Regions from separate parts of the Mus musculus genome. Here region 1 is linked to region 2. A link is a contact called in ENCODE Hi-C or POLR2A ChIA-PET data. All regions are on one chromosome and are shown on one strand. The core of a region is the stretch at or near the end of the contact, and the rest is flanking DNA. Distances in the headings are between cores, read along the strand shown.

Region 1 (3,766 bases), core at 945-3,444, about 16 Mb after region 2:
AGTGTCCGTACTTAGTGAATCAAAAAGAAAAGGAAGGAAGGAAGGAAGGAAGAGAGAGAGAGGGAGAGAGAGAGAGAGAGAGAGAGAGAGAGCAAGCAAGCAAGTGGGCTTTCCTGGGCTGGAGAGTTCAGGGTGGAGGGCAGGGTATGCCAGCCAGGAGGGCTCAGTAACAGGTAGGGGGGACTGAGTGATTAAAGGGAGAATCTGGAGGCCAGCATCTGCTTTGATATGTTAAATAGGCACTTCAGCTAATTGTCCTAGGATTGAAACCTAACACATATAAAACAAATATTAAAAAAAACATGCAGAAAATATTGGAGGAATGCTTATAGTTATGTGGAAGATATTTTCAGATTTTATTTTATGTGTATGAGTGTTTTGCCTGTGTGTATGTATGTGCTCCATATGTGTGCCTGGTGCTTTGCTTGAGGAGGTCAGAAGTGGACATCTGGAAGTGGAGTTTTGGATGTTTGTGAACCACTGTGTAGGTGCTAGGAATAGTAACAAGGGCTCTAAAACACTGAGCCAGTTCTGCAGCCTCTGGAAGACATTTTAAAGACAAAAGAAAAAATAAAAGAGAAAAATGAAAAAGAAAAAGAAAGAAACTGAGACACATTTTGTCCAGCCACTGGTAAGTTGACCATACTCCTGTAATCAGCAAGTCCCCAAGGCTTATGTGAGCAACCCTAATTAAATTTGAGTCCCTCTATCCCAGACCAGTTAGGAGGCAACTCACTCATTAAATTTGCACCTGTGTATACTGTATTAGATACCAATTAGTTCATAGCAATTTGTAGCAACCAACTTACATTTTTAAAAGACAGAAGCCTCTGACAGGAATGTAGCTCAGGCCTGTAATGTTGTTATTCAGGAGGCTGAGGCAGGAGGATCACAAATTCAAGGCCACCATGGACTACATATGGGATTCAAGACCAGTCTGGGATACTAGTGAGATTCTGTCTTATATAGCCAAAGTTGTCATCATCACCTCAGTATTAATACATTTGTAAGCATTTCATGAAAACCCTTCGGGTTCCTGGGTACTTCTCTGAAAAAAAAAAAAAAAAAAAAAGACAGAAAGAAGTAACACCAATTTCTTTTTTTTTTTTTTAAGATTGATTTATTTATTTTATGAGTACACTATAGCTGTCCTCAGACACACCAGAAGAGAGTGTTGGATCCCATTACAGATGGTTGTGAGCTACCACGTGGTTGCTGGGATTTGAACTCAGGACCTCTGGAAGAGCAGTCAGTGCTCTTAACCACTGAGCCATCTCTCCAGAGCCCAAATTCTTTTAAAAATGTAGCTCTGGATATCCTAGAACTTCATCTGTAGATCAGGAGAGCCTCAAACTCACAGAAATCCTCCTGCCTCTGCAAAGATTCATGGAGTGCTCCATTCCGTCCGGGTGTTAGTTTATTAAACACTTAAGAGTTCCATTAAATATAGTTGTATGGGCTGGTGAGATGGCTCAGTGGGTAAGAGCACCCGACTGTTCTTCCGAAGGTCCAGAGTTCAAATCCCAGCAACCACATGGTGGCTCACAACCATCTGTAACAAGATCTGACGCCCTCTTCTGGAGTGTCTGAAGACAGCTACAGTGTACTTACATATAATAAATAAATAAATCTTTAAAAAAAAATATAGTTGTATAGGGGCTGGAGAAATGTTCAGCGACTATGAGCACTCGCTGCTGATGCAGAGGACTGAAGTTTGGCTACTAGGATCGATGTCCGTCCAGTCGCTCATAATCGTAAGTATTAATATTTCAAGTACTGTTGGGTACGTGCTACTACTACACAGGGATAAAGGTCTTCTTTATCGGTTTGCAAAAAGATCTGACTCCGTAGTCAGAGATGTACAGTAGGGAACGAGTCTGCAATTTCTTCCACGCCTAAAAGATTTGGTCTTTAAGTGCAGGCAGGATCCAGAATTCTGGTGGGATAAATCTCAATTCAAGACTTTAGTAATTTAGGCAAGATATTCTAGAGGCCTAAAAGGAAGGCTCAGTAGCCACATTCCCTAAGACCTAAAATATCCAAGGCCAGCGAGCGGCCATGCCCACTTGAGACCCAGAGAAGCAGGACATCAGGCAATGATAAAGACGTCCCCGGAGCGAGGTGCGCAGGCGCTGACTGCCGGAGAGGGCCCCGGGCAATCCGGGCTGCGCAGGCGCAGAAGCAGCTCCCGGCCAGTCCGGACGGCGGCTGTGATTGAGAGGCTGGGGCGTGGAGCAGCAGTGGCGGCGACCGGCGACAACGGAGCAGCCATGAGGGCCGGGCCCAGTCACCGACAGTGAGTGGTGGTTTAAGGGTAGTGGACTCTAAGGAATGCAGATATGGCGTGGTGGAAGGACACCCTGACTAGCGGGGTGGCTTCTACTTGTCGGGGACGGAGGTCGTGGGGGAGGGATAGTTTGAGGTGATGATGGTGGAGCATTTGGAGCATGGATGATTAGGTCATGAGTCCCAGAGCTGGACAGCTTGGCGGAGGGAAGGGGTTGCGTTTCGTGGAGTGAGGGCGCACACGGCAGGACCAGTGCCTCGCGCTGTCTGGTTTGTCATCATCCCTTCCCCCAGGAGCTTTGGGTCGCCTCTCCCTTTCCGCTTCTTTCAGAGAATGGTTGCTGGGGGGGAAGGGTGGTGGAAAATAAAAGCCGTGCTGGAGCTGAAGAAGTCCACTCTGAACCAGTCAGAGAAGGACTGGTCACTGGAGTTATGATGTGCCCTGGGTAAAGCTTGGGAGTCGGAAGCTCTGTTTAAATTCAGGAGGAATCTAGGTTAAAGAGCTAAGGACATGGAGTCAGGTTTGGAACCAAGTCCAGCACAGATAAACCTGATCGATAACCTTGGATAGGACCCACTTAACCTTTCTGGTTCTCTGGAAGATCCAGCATTAAATGCTGGGCTTTTGTAAGCTTCATATATTGGTTGAGAGAGCTTATGAAACCTATAGATTGGAAATACTATACGGATGCTAGTATGTACCAGCAATACGATCAGATTTTAGACTCTATGGTTATTAATGGAGTAACTGATTTCTCCATCAAAACAAAGCATATTTGTAAAACCTCAGTAGACAAAAATATGTGCACCCTGCATAAGTACAGCAGATCATCTGTAGAAATAGCACTTTCTTCCGTGGTGTGACAAATTCTCTGTCAAATTGAATAGGAAAAGTACCCTACTCCTGTGCCTTTTTACATGGTATGCAGCTTCTGACCCAAGAGGAAGCAAATACAGCCTGAAGCACTGAGCTATGTTCTCAGCCTTCCTTTTGCTTTTTATTTTGAGACTAAGTTTCACTAACTTGCTTATGCTGGTCTTGAATTCAAGCACTAGTTGAGTTTGAATTAACAGTCTTGCCTCTGTTTCCCCAGTAGCTGGGGTTATAGGCGTACCTGGCTGAGATTCGGGAGGGCTCCTCTGTTAATGCTTGTGTGCCAAGCAGTTTATTAACTGAGCCATTTATCTCCCCAGCCTCTACTTGATGCTGGAACCTGAGCCTGGGTTTTGAGTGTGCTAGGCAAGTGCCCTATCACCAGCCCATTTTGTTTTGTTTTGTTTTAATTGAGACGGTGCCACTACATTACCTAGGCTGCCCTTGAATTTTCAGTACCCCTGCCACAGCCTCCTAAAAGTAACTGGGATTACAGTTTTCCATCATCAAGCCCAGAATAGGCTTCTATTATTATTATTATCATTATCATTATTATTATTTAGTCCATTTTCTACACTCCAGATTTTATCCCCCTCCTGATCCATC
Region 2 (3,820 bases), core at 657-3,156:
GAACTGCAACCCTATAGGTGGAACAACAATATGAACTAACCAGTACCCCGGAGCTCTTGACTCTAGCTGTATATGTATCAAAAGATGGCCTAGTAAGCCATCACTGCAAAGAGAGGCCCATTGGACTTGCAAACTTTATATGCCCCAGTACAGGGGAACGCCAGGGCCAAAAAGGGGGAGTGGGTGGGTAGGGGATTGGGGGTGGGTGGGTATGGGGGACCTTTGGGATAGCATTGAAAATGTAAACGAGGAAAATACCTAATAAAAAAAATTCTATTTCCCATTCTGCTGCCCTCAGTTGCTTCAAGAATTCTCTTTCAGAGGCTTCACCTCACTCAGGAGAAGTTGGAGCCTTGTCTTCATAGAAAAAAAAAAAAAAAAAAAAAAAAAAAAAAAAAAAAAAAGCTAATATGAAGTAACTGCTTAAAAAAAACAGAGTTTGTTAAAGGAAATTTTAAGCATAGATTTAAACATTTATGAAGTTGATTGCTTAAATGCATATACGTGGCTTGGTTCCTGCTGCAAGGAGTCACCTCTTGGGGCCTCGCCCAGCTAAACAGAAGTGCTGGCATTACTCTGCACTTGCAGTCCTAAGCACATTTGAGCAACAGTGGATGGCTAAGTATGTTATTATAGGGGGCAGGCAGCACAGTACAAATCAGCCTCTGCCAGGGGCAAGGCAGGTGTCTTAGGAGTACGTTTCTAGGGCCCCTCCCCCCAGTTTAGGGTCTAGCTGGTCTAGCTCTACTGAGAGGAAGTGATGTTTAAACAGAAAATAGAGCAGGAAGCTGTGGTAGAGGCTGGCCTGGCATGCCCATGTTCAAGCACTATAAAACCAACAAAGAAACACAAACACAAGCAGAAGATGCTTAGAACTAAGGTATGTGGCCATGATGGCGATGCTACTGTGTGTGTGCGTATATGTGTGTGTGTGTGTGTGTGTGTGTTGCTTGTTGCTCCTAGCAGGTGAGACAGCTTGTACTACAGAGAAAACAGGACATATTTGGGAAGAGTGGAGGGCCATGCCAGCTAGTATTTGCTGAGTTTTGCCTTACAGTGGACTCATCTGAAAGATGACCAACCATGGAGGCACAGTTATAACACCAGCACTGTAGAGAGAGAGGCAGGAGGATTGCCACAGTTGGTTTCATATCAAGTCCTTGCCGCAGGTAAAAGTGTAAACCAAACTAAAATCTAAATAGCTGCCGTGGCTAATGACTGCCATACTGGACGGTACAGGTCTGGAGTGTAGCATGGTGAAGGTGACATGACTGGGGCGGGCCTCTGGGCTGCATGAGGTTGTTGTATGAAGTTTGGGTTTTATTTTTAGTGCTATGAAAAAGTGGCTTGGAGGTGGGGGTGACATTAATTAATTAATTTTTGTTATTTAGTTTTTCTTTGATTACTGATACTGGGGGTCAAACACAGGGCCTTACATATGCCACTAAGTCTACCATTAAAGCTAAACGCTGGCCCCTGGTTTATATTTTTAGCAGACCACCTTAGTTGGTATAAGAATGGGGTGTGACGTATGAGTGTAGCAGCGGAGAAGCAGGGGGACCGGTTTGGTAGAACATTCTCACGGGAGAGAAATTAGTGCTTTGGACCAATCAAACAAAATTTGGGATGTGGAGCAAGGACAGAGGTCTTCCGGCGAAAAAGAGAGGGAGAGCTGGTCCTTGTTCTCCCTGGCAGTGCCGGGGCTGTACAATTTCAGCCATTCCTGTTGGCCACACGGTTGCCACCTGCTGGCTGTTTCTGGAAGTGCCCTTGTAAATGGATACTCGGGGGATCCCTGGGGTCAGGACGCTGAGCGAATCTTCCTTAGATGGAAATAATGGCTGGATGGGTTGGGCTGCATTCTCTGGGGCAAATGCTAGACTGAACCTCTTCTCTCTCTGGGGCTATCCCATTCTTCTCTCCCTTGGGTCGGACAGTGATGAACCAAATGGCCGGGGGAGGGCACACGGTGTTAAGAATCAGGAGGGGTGGGCGTCAGTGTTTTAGGGCATGAATCCCACACCTGTGCCAGCTTCCACCCAAGCCTAGGTCCCACCACCCCAGAACTTCCTCTGACTGCCCCAGGGGCTTCTCTGGCTACAGTTGTGGGTGGAAGTGCACCGATGGAGGAGCAGGGCGTGTCTCGCGAAAGCAGGGTGTGGCCAGTGGTCCTGATGATCAGCCCAGTGGCCAGTCACTGGTCCTTGACAGGTTGGCGTTAAGCCCGCACTATCCACTGTGTGCGACGAACAGGTGGAGGGTGGACGATACAGAGAAAGCTACGGCCAGCTACGGAGGCTTCCGCGGCACTTCCTCTCTCAATCCCCGCTGCTGGAGAGTCCCGCTAGGCTTGGTGATCCTGGCTTGTAGTCTGCTGCCGCTACGCCTTGACTTCAGCCTGAGGGGTAAGTCGATGGGCTATTTCAGGATGTCCTAGGGGTTGCGTCTGGAAGTATGACAGTGAATGATTGGATTGGTCTCCCGGCATCTCCATCTTGGAATAAGGGTCTGCGTGGGATCTGGCTCCCTGAACCTCCAGGCCTCTTTCTCTGCTGCCAGAATGGGGATCCCAGGAGGTAAGGTAGACAGCCTCTGGAAGACAGTTGTTGCTGCTGGGGGTTGGGAATGATGTCAGACGCAGCGTCTGCCAGGATTTGCTTGAGGGTGGAAGCTAGACTGCGCAAAAGGAGGATGCCCATGTCCTACTAAGGTGGGCAGAGAAGTGAAACCTCAGTCAGGCCCCCTGGCTATTGTGGAAAATGCCCCACCCAGTTCTCTGAGTGTACTGGGATCCTGTAACAAATTGAGAGTGGGCCGGGGCCACACTACCGCTTCCTCTCTTGGCCCTGTTTTTTTCTGTCCCTTATTTCTACCAACCTGTTCCCTGCCCCTTTTTCCTACCCCCACTGTCTTCTGACCGGCTCTGATTCTTTCCTTCCGGTTTCTGAACTCTGAGGAAGACAGAGGCTCCCCAGCTCTAACTAGGTCCCAGCCCCGGCCACGTGATGGAGGCTGTGGTTGCTGTTTCTGTTGAGGGTGAGGTTAGCTGTCAGCTAACCCCAGACCCAGTGTGCAGTTTGAGGTGGGAAGGCAGATAGCGCTTGCCAGCTCTAAAGCCCCTTCGGAGGTGGTGTCTTATACCCTCAGATATGAGTCAGACTGGAAACGAACGTAATTGGGTTCTGAGAACTGAAGAGGACCATCAGGACACGAAGCGAGGTGGCAACTCACTTCTCTTTTCTGAGTCGCGGTTGTTCTGGCAGCAAAAGGAAGGGTCTGATAGACCAGTAGTTCCCTGGATCGCTCCCTCTCTACATTAAGGGTTTCGTGGCCTGTGCTGGCCAAACAACTGAAGTTTTATCTGTCTGTACCATTGGGCACTGGGCTTGATATCAGGTAGAGAATGGGTGGGGTTGTGAACACAAGCATTCTCACCCCTAAATAGGATTTGAGTCTTCTTGAACATCAGAAATTCCCAAGGGGGATAAAGACAGTCCTGACTTCCTGTGAGATAATATCAAAGTGACAACTCTGTCAGGTCCCTGCTCCCAGCACATCTTCCTGACACTGCCTCTCTCCTTCACCGCTGATTTTCCCTCTTGGAAAGCTAACAGTTTCCCACTCTCCTTCCTACACATACACACCCCTTCTGTTGTTGTTGTTTTGTTTTGTTTTTGTTGTTTTTTTTGTTTTGTTTTTGTTTTTGTTTTTGTTTTTTGAGGCAGGGTCTCATTATGTAGCCTTGGTCCTGGAACTCACTATGTAGACCTGGCTGGCCTCTGCCTCCTGAACGCTGGGTTTAAAGGCGTGCACCACCAGG

Evidence for each region. A loop is a pair of places that touch in the nucleus more often than their neighbours do. ChIA-PET counts read pairs that join two places held with the same protein, here RNA polymerase II (POLR2A).
Region 1: a loop to region 2 is called in a map of Patski, with 309 times the contacts of the local background. The contact joins the promoter of Fam222b here to the promoter of Trpv2 in region 2. A Hi-C loop is called at or near these places in 1 of 37 maps with a recorded cell type or tissue (Patski). POLR2A ChIA-PET finds 5 or more read pairs at or near these places in 1 of 5 experiments (Patski).

Annotation. Positions count from the first base shown.
Region 1 is chr11:78,092,496-78,096,261 of GRCm38, forward strand. Fam222b (family with sequence similarity 222, member B) reads left to right here and starts at 2,195. Exons shown (of 3, transcript NM_145430.3): 1 at 2,195-2,296.
Region 2 is chr11:62,573,721-62,577,540 of GRCm38, forward strand. It overlaps Trpv2 (transient receptor potential cation channel, subfamily V, member 2), which reads left to right and starts at 1,907. Exons shown (of 15, transcript NM_001382489.1): 1 at 1,907-2,405.